2 separate regions of the Homo sapiens genome follow, and region 1 is linked to region 2. Evidence: chromatin contacts called from ENCODE Hi-C data. All regions are on one chromosome and are shown on one strand. Each heading gives the region's core, a stretch centred on a gene start or an enhancer-like site at or near the end of the contact. The rest is flanking DNA. Distances are from core to core; before and after follow the strand shown. Region 1 overlaps LDLRAD4 (low density lipoprotein receptor class A domain containing 4). Region 2 holds the start of C18orf15 (chromosome 18 putative open reading frame 15).

Region 1 (7,591 bases), core at 2,288-4,787, 310 kb after region 2:
GTTCCCTACCTGTGAAGTGAGAGCCTGAGGCTGTTCGGGATTAGGGCAGATGGTTTAGCCCCTGCTTGGTGGGGAGTGGGTGGTAAAAGTCAACAACAGTTGAGGCAGGGGACTGGGTTTATGTTCACAGATGGAGAGATGGGTGCATTCAGCCTGGACCCAATGGCTGTCACTCATCAAGTGGAAGGTCAAGGGGTAAGGGAGGGGAGTTCAGTGAAGCAGCTCTGCCGGGGAACCAGCAGGCCAACTCCACCACTAACTGCTGCTCGGGAGTAATTTGTCTAACTGAAGTGGCTCAACAATAAAAGATTGAAGATGGCCTCCCCTCCCCCCTCCCCTCTTGCTTGCCTGACAGAGTCTTGCCCTGTTGCCCAGGCTGGAGTGCAGTGGTGCAATCATAGCTCATAGCAGCCTCAAATTCCCAGGCTCAAGCGATTCTCCTGCCTCAGCCTCCTGAGTACCTGGGACTACAGGTGTGCACCACCATGCCTGGCTAATTTTTGCATTTTTTGTAGAGACAGGGTCTTGCTATGTTACCCAGCCTGGGTGGTTTTTTTTTTAAATACCACACACTACTGCCATGTGATGTCACTGAATAACACTGGTGGAATTACTCAGTACCCTGGCACAAAAGTAGTCCGTGTGTGCAGGGAACTTCATGCAAGCTCATTAGGCCTGATGCTGTCGGGCACGTGGTTCCCCCATCCGCCATCCCCACTTTCTCAGCTTAGAGAAAGCGGTGATCTCTGAGGATTCTGTCGCTGACATCAGTGAGGGGCTTGCCAGATGATGAAGCGGCACAGAAAGGCAGTGTCTCTGTTAGGTTATGAAATAGCCACACAGAAAGCCAGTTGGCTTGGAGAGGGGGTTTCACTGATCTCCCTTGACAGAGGAGTCCCCTTCTTTTTCATTTACAACACTTGAGATGAGAACATTTGACATTTTGGCTGGTGAGGTGACACTGCGCAGCTGTTGTAATTTTTGCCATCTTGAAATTTATTGATGCTAGATAAGATTGCAGTGGGCCCCGATGTTGACAAGTAGAGCTCTTGTGCCAGTGAGAATTGTGCATCTGTCTTCCTTTGTTAACCTGCTTTCTGTTACTGACTTTATTTCCATTAAGTCATCCTTTGAGGTAGGAAGGAAGAAAATGTACCACTTCGTCATTTACTCGAGTAGCATCCATTAGGGTCCAGTGATTTTAAAGTTACAGTCACAGATTCTGGGCTTCTTTGAAAGCTAAAACTATTTGAAAAATTAACTTTCTGCACAAGCTACTTGAGAGTAAAAACAATGTCTTAAACTTGTTAGATGATCCACCAGTGTCTAACTTTGTGCGTCTGCTGTATCAGTGTCACAGGATCCTTAGGGTGTTGCTTCACCCGCTGGAAACCTTGTAGCCGGTGGCACCTTTGACTGAGTTTTGCTCAGGCCCACTGGGCTCGTTCTGCCCACTCGACCTGGCAGGCTGCACTTGGCTTTCAGTCCTGGCCCAGATCCCACACCTGTCAAGGGCGAGCCAGGTGCAGAGTGGCGAGGGGTGCATGAGTGAGTGAGCGTGGAGTGTGGCCACTGTACATGGCCAGGCATGCTGTCTGCAATGGGGTGGGCAGCTCCTTGCTGTGGCTGGACCAGGCATACCACAAGCGGCTTCCACTGTGGACACCGGGGAAGATGGTGGTGCCCAGAAGTTTGGAAATGCTAGGAAGTGCAGAGCCCCAAAGAGGGTGTCACAGCCCTGGCTCAGGGAGCTCCTCCTATGTCTGGGCTCCCCAAAGGGCTGCAGCTTTTCTCTCATTCTCTCTTCTCTCCTTCTTGTCACCCACAACATGGCAAGCAGGAGGGTGTGTTTCAGGCCTGTTTGTGTTACAGCTCTTTCAGTCCCACCATTCAGTAGGTCCTGAGTTCTTGTCCTGCATCCAGAAGAACGAGGTACCCAGACAACTGGAGGGTGAGCAAGTCAAAGAGGTGCTTTATTGAGTGACAGTATAGTTCTCATGAGTCCCGAGGTGGGTAGCTCCTATCCACAGGCAGGTCATTCTGACAAATGCAGCTCTCAGCAGAGAGGAGACCCAGAGTGGGTGGCTCCTCTCTGCAGGCAGGTCATCTTGTCATCTGCCTGAGTCTGGCTGAGTCTGGGGGGTTTTATGGGCTTCAGAAGGGAGGAAGTAGATGCTGATTGGTCCATAGGCAGCCATTGGCAGGCCTGGAAAAAGCACCGTAAGTTCTCACTCTGGCCAGAAGGTGGGGTTAGTCACCAGGGACCTGCCCCTTTCCACCCAGGAGCCTGTCTGCCTCCTGCTGCTGTTCATGGCATTCATGGCGCCCAGGCTGTTGGTGCCAAGGGGTGCCTGCAAGCCCAGGCTGAGCCACTTTCAGCACCCCCTTGGCCTCCTTCCCCTGCTTGTTGGCACCCAAAGTCCAGAAGGGGCCAAGGGCAAGGGGCTGGGATGTCAGTGCCACTCCAAGTATGTGCACACCTGGTCAGGTCGTAATAGTGCCTGGGCTCAGCCACAAGTTTGCTTCAAAATTGGAGTGGGTGCTGGGAGTGGGGAGAGGCCAGGCAGTGGGAGCAGGCACTTCCAAGCCTGCTGGGGCACGGGGTGGTTTCTGGGCCTCCAAGAGTCCAGGGGTGCAGGGATGCCCATGTCCACAGCTGTGGCTGGGGGGCTGCAGCTATGCCTGGGAGAGTGGGGCTCCTGCCCCACCAACTTGGAAAGGGTTAGGGCTCCCACCTGTTCCTGGCTCCTGCCTGCTCCAGGGAGCACACGGCCCCACCCATGCCTCCCCTGCTGCAGCCAGCATCATGGCAGCGGCCATTCTAGACAGGCCATTGCTGCCATCATTTGTACCTAATAAATATGAGATGGGATAATGCAAGGAATACTTTTTTCATTTTACCATCTCAAGATGGGGAATCTATTAATTATTTCATGAGTCCTAAAGCAACTTCTTGAATATTCAGCTCCCCAAAAGCAAACAGCTACTTAGCCTAGCTGATTCTACAGGGAGTTGCATTTCGCTTTTGTCACAAATGGATGCTGGTGTGTGCCTCACAAAGTCATAGTTGCATGTGGTGTGGGGGTGGGCTGGTTGAGATGGCATTATGATGTTTCAGAAAAGCTGTGTAAAGATGAGAAATATTTGCATCCAGACACAGAGGGAGGCACCATGCCAGCATGTAATTTGCCAAGCTCCCTGCTGGCAGTTTAAATGCCCTGTTGATTTTATTAAACATTCTTAATAAGAAGTTGGAGTTTTGTTTAGGCTAAAACCATAATGAAAACAGCTGTCTTCATTTCTCAGAAACAGTGAGATTGTGCAAGGATGAGGAATCACGCTGGATAGTGGAGCTGCCATGGTCCCCAGCTGGGGTGCTGCCCATGGAAGGTACTGGGGATGTCCATCAGGTGCTTCTGGGAAAGGGCCCAGGAAGACCAGACGGTTCTGTTCAGTTTATTTTATTCACGGAGGCATTTTAATGGGAGAACAGATCTATAATTGTGTTTTAACATTGTCTGAAAAAGGGAACTGAATCTGAGTGTCTGAGCTGTGAGCGTGAAACATAGAAAGGCCGTGGCTACCAAGAGCAGAGGACAGTGGGTTCTGCTGGAAGAGGGAGGAAACTTAGAGAACAGACAAAGAGTTAAAATTAGCCCTGGCTGGACCATGTGTGCCGTAGACCAGCAGCACCCTATGCAGCTGGGGCAGCCTTATTTTAGTCTGTCCAATTTTAAAGCTTCTGGCATTTGGTTGTCTTGCTTCCTTGTTTTTTCTGGGGAAGCCAGCAGCAGACAGGTCAAGAAGGCAATTTTGCCATCAAACAGAACTAGGTTCAAATTCAGGCACCACCGCTTTAGAAGCCAGGGAAACTTGGGCAAGAGTCTTCATTTCTCTGAGCTGCATTTCTTCTGTATAATGGAGATGATAATTCTGCCTCGTGGATTCTTCTGAACTGCTGCCATCATCCGACTAGCATATTTTAATCCAGCAACGTTTTTCTTTCTTGGAGCATTGGCCACGTGCCCACACAGGAAGAAAGCAGACACAGTTGCTGTCTACAAGGGGGCAATGGGCTTACTATCTACTTAACATAAGACTTGAAAACAGATTACCACAACATGACAATGTAAGTTCTATCATGGAAAAGGGTTCCACCAAAATGTTATAGTGGTCTTGGAGGGAGAATAAGGGGCAGCTTCATGAGGAATATAAAAACACAGAGCCCTGAGCTGACAGACACACACTTCACATGTAATAGGCAAATGGTTTCATTCACAGAATTGTTTCATTTCTGTGGAGGGAAAGCTAGCATAGGAAAAAAACCTTCAACTGGTTGGTGTTACGCAAATTATGATGGATGAAAACAAAATTCTTGAACCTGTCATGGGTCTGTGGAGAGACGTAATACTGGGAGCTGCAGAGGGCTCGGAATAAGTCAAAGCTCGAGGGGCTAGAGGGTGTCTGGACGGCTTACATCATAAACACATGCTGTGAGAATGAGAAGGCGTCCCTGAGGACGGCCAGGAGGAAGGCTCAAGGCATGAGTGCTGGCGATGTTGATGCCATCAAGACGATGAGTCCCGCCGAGCAGCCTTCCACAGTGGGTTTAGGAAATGGCAGCCTTGGGAGCTGGCCCCTGCCAAAACGTAAGCCGAGGAAGATGAGAGGGGCCTGGCTGACAGCCCTCCGGCCATCCAGATCTAGGGGCGGTGGAGAGAGCCTGGGAAGAGCGAGACTCCAAGTCCGAGTCCCGCTGTGAGTGGTGTCCAGAACCTGGCTCCAAGTCCCTTCCTCTGCGAGCAGGCAGGGCCGACTTCTGTTTGGGATGTCCCATTCTTTGCCTCCCTTGGGCCCCCTCCTATGAGTACAGATGCTGTCACCGTGGGCAGAGATGGCTGGCCACACCACCCTCCAGTCATGCCCCCTCTGTGCTCATTCTCATCACCCAGCCCAGGGGCTTGACCTCTGCCTCTGGGGGATAGCAGAGCACTGGGCCCTTCTTATCTTCCGTGTGCCTCCCCAGCAATTTTCTATGCATCTCTAAATTACACCCCTACGGCCAGTGCCACTTCCTAACTCGCCTCAGGACCCACTGTTTGACTTCACCTCCAACGGCCACGAGCAAAATAGTGTCATCGGGTGCCAACAGCAACCCTCTTTCTTCCCACCCTCAGCAATGTGGGGGCCTTTCCGACAGAGCAGCAGCGAGGGTCCCCCACAACCCTGGGACAGCTGTGCTGACCTTCCTATCAGGGCCACCTTGTAGAGACATCTTGATTAAGTGCTCCTGTTGTGTGTCCTACCGAGGATCTGTTTTGTTTTTAGTCTGTGCACAGGCTCATTTGGCCCATGCTTGTGGGCCAGAACTGCTTGTTGACACAGAGCAAAGAGTGAATCCTGCCAGGCTGCCGAGGCCTCGGCTGTCCCAGGGCACGTGTGATAAAGCTGAGAGCAAGGAGGTACTCTGAGAGCTCTGGTTTGCAGAAAGAGAGAAAAGACAGGATAGATGAAGAGTAGCCAAAACTCCGTAGAACTGGGGGGAGTTACTGAGCAGACAGGATGGCATCACAGAGTGTGCCATGGTGGGGTAGGAGGGCGGCCAACAGGGACAGAGGAGGGTCCTCTGCCAGGGAGAGAAACAGAGGGAATTTGGGGGAAACCAGTTGCAGACATGGGCTGAGAAGACCCTGACCTGCCATGAATATGGGCCTATCAAGTGAGCAGGTGTTCGTTCTTTTTGCACTGCTACAAAGGAATACCTGAGGTTGGGTAATTTATAAAGAAAAGAGGTTTATTGGGCTCATGGTTCTGCAGGCTGTACAAGAAGTATGGTGCCAGCATCTGTTTCTGGGGAGGCCTCAGGAAGCTTCCACTCATGGCATAAGGCAAAGGGGAGCCAGTGTGTCACATGGCAGGATGGGGAGCAAGAGGGTGACAGGGAGGTTCCAGTAGCTTTAATAACCAGATATCCTGTGAGCTCATTACTGCAGGGAGGGCACCAAGCCACGAGGGACCCACTGCATGACCCAGACACCCCCCACTAGGCCCCACTTCCAACACAGAGGATCTCATTTCACATGAGATTTGGAGGAGACAGACATCCAGACCATATCAGTAGTGTGAACAATGTGAGGCACAGTGGGGTGCAGTGACCACCTAGGCCTGCAGCTCCCAGCGGCCAGCCAGGTTGAGCATCTGCATCCTTTAAACTGTCCACCAGCCCTTTCCACGACACCGTGCTTCCTACTTGCTGGGGCAGTGCAGACAGATTGCTACTGATGTCATCGAATCCCAGGGCTGCTGGAAGGCATGCCTGCATGTCACTTCTTTCAAGGCACTTACGTTTTATGCCTCCCGATCTCCTCTGCCTTAGCTGGACCTGGAAGGACAGTGCACTATCTCTAGACCTGGGCTTATGCATCTTTGAAAATGCCTTTAAGGTTCCCTTAGCTCCTGAGGGTTCAGCTTCTGCCCAGCCAGTCACGATCCTTCCCCCTGGCCTCCTCTCTGGTTGCTGGTGCAGTTTGATTGTGCCTTTGATAGATGGCCAGGGCTCACCCTCCTCCCTCCACTTCCTAACGACGGGGAGAGGCTGACGGCTGAGGTAGTTCCTAGAGGACTGTGACTCTTCACTCTTTCTTCCGTGTTGTATCCCGACTTTAGATGATGCTGTTCTAGACAGTACAGGGAAAGTGATAGAACCTAGAATCTGTCCGTCTCCCTCTTCATGGGCCACCTGAGTAAGTGGGTGTGCACGGTTCTTTACCGAGCTTCAGTTTGGGATTGCCTAGGGATCTCCTTTGCCTGGCTTTATTTCTCTCTTGTTAAGAAAAAGTCAGAGTTTGCTGCCCAAAAAAGTTCCTAGAGTTATTATTGGTTAGGTTGAAATTAACCAATAATCATTGTATCTGGTTCATTTACTTCCTTTATGATGTTGCTCATTTAAGACTTTACTCATCCTCTGCGTATTTTTAAGGAAGGATCTGAAAAATGATAAGAGGTTAGTATTTTGTTATTTTATATTTTTAGTAAATGTGACATTCTAGTTGAGACTAAATATGTACAGACATGGAACAGAGTTAAAAGTGTTTATGAGTGGGAAATAGATGGAAATAAATAATAAAGACTTATAGCTTGTGATTTGTTCAGTATCACTTAGCAACATCAATATTTTTGTCTACAAATAAAGGTCTCCTGTTTGGTACATGTTGAAAATATTTGTATGCTTGCGTGTTTGTGACCTTGTGTACACATCATCTCCAGCAGAAGGATCATTTTGGTTGTGGCTGGGTTTACAGTACTTAATTTGGGTGTCTAGACACTGGTTATAGTGACAGAAAAACGTCTGAAGATGTGAGACGAGATTTTGAAGAATGGTGTTCTTAAAATATGTCTGTAAACCGCCTCTTAACACAGAAATAAATTAAATTACAGAGTTAGAAAAATCCTAAATTAAAAGGATGTGTTTCTTCTAAGATAATTATTTGCGTGATTTGAAATCACTTTTTCCTTATCAGAAGGTGAAACATGATGTTCCCTGAGCTGTGCCGAGAACAGGGAGTGATTCCCATTAATAGCTGTGGAACTT
Region 2 (7,749 bases), core at 838-3,337:
GTGACTGCCGGGTGGCTGATTTGTTCTTGCATTGGAGACAGAGGTGATAATTTCACTCCTGGTCCCACGGCCAAGTGGAACTGGGGTGATCTGTTCAGTGGAAAAAGCAGTTAGTTCGAAGACATTCAGGGAACGTGGATTCTTGTTCCTAGCTCGGTCTCCAAGTAGCATTGTCCCCCGAGCAACCAAAGATCCATTCCCTCAGTGCATACAATTGTGTGACAGCCCTGCACCAGTCACTGTGATCACTCAAGACCTCTGGCCTCAGTTTCCCCATGGAGAACCCCCTTCATGGAGGCATTGCTGTCCAGCAGTTTGCATGTGTTCTTTCATTTGACCCATGTAATTCATTTATGAGGTTGGGAAGTGTAGTGATCAGTCCCATTTTACAGATGAGGAAACTGAGGTCTAGGGAATTTAGCACCTTGTCTGAGGTCACATGCTGTTAAGATCTCGTCTCTAAAATGGGAGGCTGGGGTAGAGTCTGGTGGCCTCCTGGATGCCCACCCTGGTTCTTAAGGTCAATGTGTCTGCCTCCTTGCGAAGTCACGGTGCTTGGGCTGATTGTGAAGGAAATGGACAGTGGAGTGAGGCTGTTCCTAGCCATCCTTACCCACAAGCTTGCTCTGAAAATCCACCTAAAACCCCAGGAACTATTGGGAACTGTAAACTAACAGCAGGTGCCAGAATATCTGCCTTTCCCAAGTCTGGAGGGCATGAGATCACAGAGCCATCTAAGCATGAACCCAGGATTTCTCTTCCTTATTTTCCAGTATTGGAACTGGAGACAGATTGCTCGATGACTGGTCGTGGTTTATTGTAAAACGAGAAGGAGCCCCCTCTTAAAAACATTCTGCTGTTGGGCTGGTCCCCTTCATGCATTGCCTCTTGTTGATAGATTTTTTGCTCAACTGGAAGGATATTAGAGGTGCCTGTGCCACGCAATATTTTATGATTGATCAGTGTCTTGAAGCACTGTTGGATGCACCTGATGCCTTCTTTATTTGGGCTGTCAGTGTTCACACAAAAGGAAGACTTTTTACATCTACTCTGTGCTCTTTCTGTAATAAGCTGGGTTATTTTGGAGAGCAGGTGGGAGAACGTGCAGATGTGGGACTCAGCACCCACAGAACTGAGGGGTGGTGTGGTGCAGGCCAGAGGGCGTGGACTGCAGAGTCCTGCCAGCCTGGGTTCACATCTCTGTGAGGTTTGCACCAAATCTGGGTTACTTTTAGGATCCTGGAGAGACTCAATACCTGGGAGGGGCCTACACATAGGCAGCCTCTCCCGGGTGGTGACTACGCCTGTGTTTCTGTGTGGAAATGTGATTTTATAATGTCACGTTCCCAGGGAGCTCACTGAGATGCCTCCTGCTCCTACTCAACAGCCCTAGCCCCTGTTCCTGCCGAGGTTCTGGTGGGAGAGGGGACATTAAGATTGCTGCTTGTAAGGCCAGGCGGGTGGCTCATGTCTGCAATCCCAGCACTTGGGAGGCTGAGGTGGGCGGATCACCTGAGGTCAGGAGTTCGAGACCAGCCTGGCCAACATGGTGAAACCCTGTCTCTACTAAAAATAAGAAAAATTAGCTGGGCGTGGTGGCGCACACCTGTAATCCCAGCTACTCAGGGGGCTGAGGCAGGATAATTGCTTGAATCTGGGAGGCAGAGGTTGCAGTGAGCTGAGATCACACCACTGTACTCCAGCCTGGGCCACAGAGCAAGACTCTGTCTCAAAAAAAAAAAAAAAAAATTGCTGCTTGTAACTGCGGGCTCGAGAGAACATTTGTGACCCATGAAGCCTGCGGTTGGAGGGGCCTGGCGTTAGGGAGAGGACACTGGAAATGTTAATGCAGCTAATCCAGTGAGATTAGCCTGCTGAGCTCAGGGATTTGAGGGAACAAAGGGGAGTGCAGGGGCCACTTAGAAGTTTAAACAGACTCCCTCTCCCTTTTCACCTACGTCTTGTGTGAGGATTTCAATAGCTCCTAAATGAGCTTGCCTGAATGGCTGTGGCACTCTTTTAAATTCTAATTAGCTAGTGAATTAACCAGGATGAATTTTGATTAGTCAGAATGAATTACAGGTATTAATGATCATACAGTCTTAGAGCAAATGAAAGTAGCAGTTGTCCAGAGGGGGCTTGGGCCAGCCATCCGGCTGGAGAGACCTTCAGTAGGCTCAGAACAGCTGCGCTCATTCACTCACTGTTCCACTTTCTTGTAATGCCTGCACCAGTCACAGTGTGGACTGGGGACCAGACGCAGATGCCCTGGCTGTCCTTGGCGGGCCTGGAAAGAGTGGAGCCCCAAGTTGCCGGCTGGCAAACCTCCAGCTGTGGCCCGTGGGGTTTGCTCCATGGTGGCCTGGGCCACGCAGGCTGTACCAGCCATGAGATGCCATGGAGCCAAAGGCTGCGACTGTAGCTGTTTGTGCTGCAGCCAACCTTTACCCAGTTCCTGACTGCTGTTTGTTTGGTTTGCCATGGGTACTTCTGGGGACCTCCTGGCAGCATGCTGGCCCGTGCAACTCTCCTCATGCCAGTTGTAGGGTCCCTGTTCCTGTTTGGCCAAGGAAGGGATTTCCTAAGTGTATACATATTTATTTAGCTTTGCCATGTTTTGGATGGCCTTGGACATAGAAACTCATTGCACATTAGTTAAATAACTAGGCCAGCATTCTGAAAGACCCGACTCCAGACCTACTTCGGTGATGGAGATGGGCACATGCAGGGTCAGGGTGCTTTGAAAGAGTCACACATTCACCTTCCAACAGAGCAGCCTGAGGCTTCCCTAGTCTTGCAGGGTCAACTTGCTGAAAGCTCAGCCCTTGGCCCCAAAGGAGCTCTGAGGCCGCAGGCCCAGAGCCCCGATGTCCCCGTGAGCTGGTGGCAGGGAAGCGGAAAAAGGCTTTCACACCGCCTCCCCCACATATGCTCACAGCCTCCCCTGGGCCCTTTCTTGCCTCTCACATGGCCATCCTGTGGGTTCTTTGGCCTGGGAGGTGCTGCTTCAGCCTCCCTCGGCCTTGAGGTGCTCCAAGACAGCGTCAGCACCTGGGCTAGAGGTCCGTGCTGCCCTGTGCATCCTCAGAGTTTGACTGTAGTGTGCATGTGTGCATGCATGTGCGTGTGTGTGCATGTGTGTGCTTGTGTATATGTGTGCATGTGTGTGCTTGTGTGCATGTGTGCATGCGCATGTATGCGTGCGCACCGTTATTTTCTAATGGACTGTGCAGGCATCTGTTCTCCTCATGGACCAGGAACTCAGTGATCAGGGACTCCCCTGTTTACTTTGATATTCCAGCTGCCCTCCAGAGCGCCTAGCACATAGTAGGTCTTCAGTGACTGCCAGATGAGAGGATATTTAAATGAGACGGCAGCTTTGGAGGGATGACAACAGATTGTGGTCTAATCTCACGATTTTTGCCTGAGAGAGAATTGGCCCTACTCGAGGCGGGCTTTTTTTTTCTTTTCTTTTCTTTTCTTTTTTTTTTGAGATGGAGTTTCACTCTTGTTGCCCACGCTGGAGTGCAATGGTGCAATCTCAGCTCACTGCAACGTCTGCCTCCCGGGTTCAAGCGATTCTCCTGCCTCGGCCTCCTGATTAGCTGGGATTACAGGCATGTGCCACTACCCGGCCAATTTTGTATTTTTAGTAGAGACGGGGCTTCTCCATGTTGGTCAGGCTGGTCTGGAACTCCTGACCTCAAGTGATCCACCTGCCTCGGCCTCCCGAAATGCTGGGATTACAGGCATGAGCCACTGCGCCAGGCCAAGGCGGGCTTTATTTGTGTCTGTTGGACACCTCACATGGCACCTCACAGGGCGCTGGTTTATAAAGACCCAAACCAGTGTCGAGTTCCATGCTGGCCCCGGCGTCTGCTGTGTGCTTTCGCTGTGTGTATACATGCGGAAGTTCATTCCGGAGGCTTCCAGGGTAGCCTCCCGGGTGCTGCAGCGGGTCTCCCGCTCATCACTACTCTGTACACAATGTCTTGATACGCTGAGGATTGAAATGGAGCAGTGATCCTGCCTCAAGGTAGACAGCAAAACCCAGGCTATGTGGGAGTCAGTGTGGTAGGACTGAGGGCGTGCCTGAGGGACGGATGCAGGGGCAGAGAGAGCAGCAGGTGAAGGCTGGGCCTCCTGCTGAAAGCCGGTATTGCTGAGACTCCAGGGTCAGCCTTCCAGCTCCTCCTCCTGACTGACCGCTGGCAATGTAGGGGTGACTGTCCCAGCCTCCTGCTGCAGGGCGCTCTGCCGTCAGTAGAGAATCCTCCTCTGTCCCCGCGGTCCCCTCCCCGCTGAACAGCCTGGATCCTGCTTTCACAGGGACATGCGTGAAATGGGTCCTGCGCCGTAATTACTCCTGCTGGAGACCGGGATTGCAAAGATGACTGTCATGTTGTCTCGTGCATCTTACATCTTTTACTGTGATTAAAAATAAATGTCGTGGGGTTCACGTCCCACAGACCCTTATGTACTGCAGAGGTCAAACTGGGGCGGGTTTCTCACACGCGTCATCACGCGAGGCCAGTGTCCGTCGGGGTGTGTGTCTACAAGCACGGGGCTTCGTGGCCTATCTTTATGAACCCTCCAGGGTGATGTGAAGCCAGCCACAAACAAACACACACATCATCTGAAAACAATAACAAAAGATCGGGGTTCTAGGAAAAAGAGAAAATAGTTTAACAGAGCTTCATTAAACCAAGAACGTGCTTCTGACTTGTTGACCTACTGGAATCGCTTGTTTTCACGTCTGCAGGAAATTCATCAAAACAATTTTGTCTAGGATTCCAGTATTTCAAGTTTTACCCGGTCACGTCAGTGCTTGATTTGATCATCTGCATTTTCCAATTAAAGGTTAAGATTTTAGGAAGCTCTTTGAAGAGGTTGTTTAATTCCTGCTGGTACTTTGGTTTCAGGCCTGGAGCTGTGGCCGGGGTGATCGGGTGATTAGTGGAATCCAACTAAGGTAAGGCAGGCAAGACCTTCGTGGACTTCACTTTGATATGGAAAAACCACTTTCACACACTTACTAATGATAGATTTTTAGAACAATAGTAAAGAGGTTGGTAATATTTTACCCTTTAAAATCCCATGTAGTCTGTATAGTATATAGAAAAAGAAATAAGAACTAAATGCAAATGTGGTATTTTTTTTGCAAGCCACTCTGCATTGTTATTTTTTAATTAAAAAATTAAAAAAATAGATTTATGGGGTACAAGTGCAGTTTTGTTATATGGATATATTGCCTTGTGGTGAAGTCTTGGCTTTTAGTGTAACCATCACGTCAATAGGGTACATTGTACCCATTAGATGTACTGTTTTACTTAACTCTAATAAAGGTAATTTTGAAGTAGTTTATTTAAATCTTATCCAACAGCTTTGGCCTTTCAGGCAGCTCTGACCCCAGCTGTTCGACTTGGGTTTCAGCTGTTACACAGTGGGCTTATCCACCTACCCATCCACCCATCCATCTGTGCTGGCAGGAGCTTTCCCGGGCTGGGTGCTCTTCTCCCTGCCGGCCTGCTCTGCGCCTGGCGCCTGCTCTGCCCCTGTGCCTTCATTTCCACATCTCAGTTCTGCAGCAGCTGAGTGTCTTGGGGCTGTTTTGTATGCTGGAAGCACTTAAAGGCTTTATGTCTGACTCCAGCTGATCTTAGTTTTCCAGTCAGGCCATGTTTTCTTTGGGAGTGTTTTACAGCTGGACTTTCCAAGGGAGTAGGCCACCTTTCCATGGGCAGCATGGTGTGGGAGGCAGGGCCCCTTGGAGGTGAGAGCCAAGGAGCTGAGTTGTCCCCGGCCTCTTCCACTTCCAGCTCTTAGCCTTGGGCACGTCACTAACTTCTGTAGAGTGGACACTGGAATATCTCTCAACCTATGAGGAGGATTAATGAGACAAAATGTGGGAACAGCATTTGAAACTTTATATCAGCATCCACCCATCCACCCACCCACCTATCCATCCATCTAGCCACCTGTACACCCACCCAGCCACCCACTCGTTCATCTGTCCTTCCATCCGTGCACCTACCCACCCGTTCCTCTATCCATTCACCCACCCATCCATCATCCATCCATCCACTCATTCATCTGTCCATCCATCCATGCACCTACCCACCCATTCCTCTATCCATCCACCCACCCATCCATCCACCATCCAGCCACCCACGCACCCGCACATTCATCCATCGATTTACCCATCCATCCGTCTACCCATCCATCTATCATCTCCCCAGCCACCACCTACCCATCCACCCATCCACCCACCCAGCGACCCACCCATGCACCCGCACATCCATCCATCAATTTACCCATCCATCCGTCTACCCATCCATCTATCATCTCCCCAGCTACCACCTACCCATCCACCCATCCATCTATCCACCATGTACTCACTCACCCACCCACACATCCACCCGCCCACCCACTCATTCATCTCTCCATCCATCCATGCACCTATGCACCCATTTCTCTATCCATCCACCCACCCACCCATCCATCCATTCATCCATCCATCCACCCACCCACCCACCCACTCATGCACCCACACATCCATCTATCCATTTACCCATCCATCCATATACCCATCCACCCATTCCTCCATCCATCCATCATCTCCCCAACCACCATCTACCCATCCATCCATTCATCTATCCACCATGAACTCACCCACCCACCCACCCACCCATTCTTTCCTCTATCCATCCATTCATCCACTCACCAATCCACCATCCATTCATCCATCCATCCACCTACCCATCCATTAATCCATCTACCTCCTGTCCACTCACCCACTCATTCTTCTATCCATCCATCTACCCACCCATCCATCTATTCATCCATTCATGCACCCATTCATCCACCCATCCAACCCACGAATCCACCTACCCACCCATCCATTCATCCACCCATCTGTCCTAACATCCACCCACTGATCTACTCATTCATCTGCACATCCATTCATCCTGCCCATCCTCCACCATCAACCTTCCTATTGATCTGTCAGTTATTAAAGTTAATTGCCAAACATAAATATAAAATGTTAGGGTAAAGGCCCCAAGTTTTCTCTGTTACCTACCTACGTCTCTCTTTTTGTTATTATAATTACGAATGAATCCTTGAAATCTTTAAACATCTTTATTGACCCATGTGGGTTGTATTGTGGTTAATATTGTAGTCATTTACGTTTACACCTGCAAGTGTTGCCATCAAAAGCTTAGGCCTCTCCTTCCCTCTTCCCCCAAGACACACCCTGTCACAGCACATCCATATCCACACACACAGCAGGTCTTACTTCTGAATGTTCTGTGTGGAATTTGAGCTTTTGGCAGAGCTTGTGGATTGACCTCATGGTTGAGATTTGCTGTCTTCATGGACAGGTGGGAGTGTTCATTTTAAAGTTAAATTTAATAAATATTTAGAAAGCATGCATCATATGCCTCATTAGCAATTTTGTTAGGTACTCTGGGAGAAACAAACAAGCAAGAGCGCAGAATCATCTGGTCCGTCTGTGGCCCCTGCAATTCCGTGAGGCACTGCTTCCTCTGCACATGAGGTTCCTGGGGAGCATGTCATCTGCCTTATTATGGTCGACTGCACCCTCTGTTTGGTGGGGGGCATGGGTTCCCCTAAGTGGGAGCTGTGCCTGAGTCAGCGTCATGAGGGAAAATGTGGAGAAACCTCAGGGGCAACCATTCCATGTGGAGCTCGTGGGCAGGAGTCATCCTGAGTCTGCAGGACCCATGT

The links. Hi-C counts contacts between places; a loop is a spot of excess contacts on that map. Pooled maps may share reads with other maps.
Region 1: a pooled map shows a loop between it and region 2 (2.1-fold over the local background). The contact joins the enhancer-like site here to the promoter of C18orf15 in region 2. A Hi-C loop is called at or near these places in 5 of 168 maps with a recorded cell type or tissue (HepG2, gastrocnemius medialis, left colon and 2 more) and 5 of 50 pooled maps.

Annotation. Positions count from the first base shown.
Region 1 is chr18:13,546,039-13,553,629 of GRCh38, forward strand. All of the region lies in intron 4 of LDLRAD4 (low density lipoprotein receptor class A domain containing 4), which reads left to right. Among named protein-coding and RNA genes, the nearest start is that of MIR4526, 61 kb to the right of the region's middle. RefSeq lists enhancers at 2,007-2,956, 4,220-4,721. Within about 2 kb of position 3,538, at least 10 of the 41 ENCODE cell types and tissues checked have a DNase peak (open chromatin) inside an H3K27ac peak, as active enhancers do; they include prostate gland and sigmoid colon, where a contact is called at or near this core.
Region 2 is chr18:13,237,456-13,245,204 of GRCh38, forward strand. It overlaps C18orf15 (chromosome 18 putative open reading frame 15), which reads left to right and starts at 2,088. Exons shown (of 1, transcript NR_146617.1): 1 at 2,088-4,621. The region is part of intron 1 of LDLRAD4 (low density lipoprotein receptor class A domain containing 4); the gene reads left to right. RefSeq lists an enhancer at 2,233-2,867.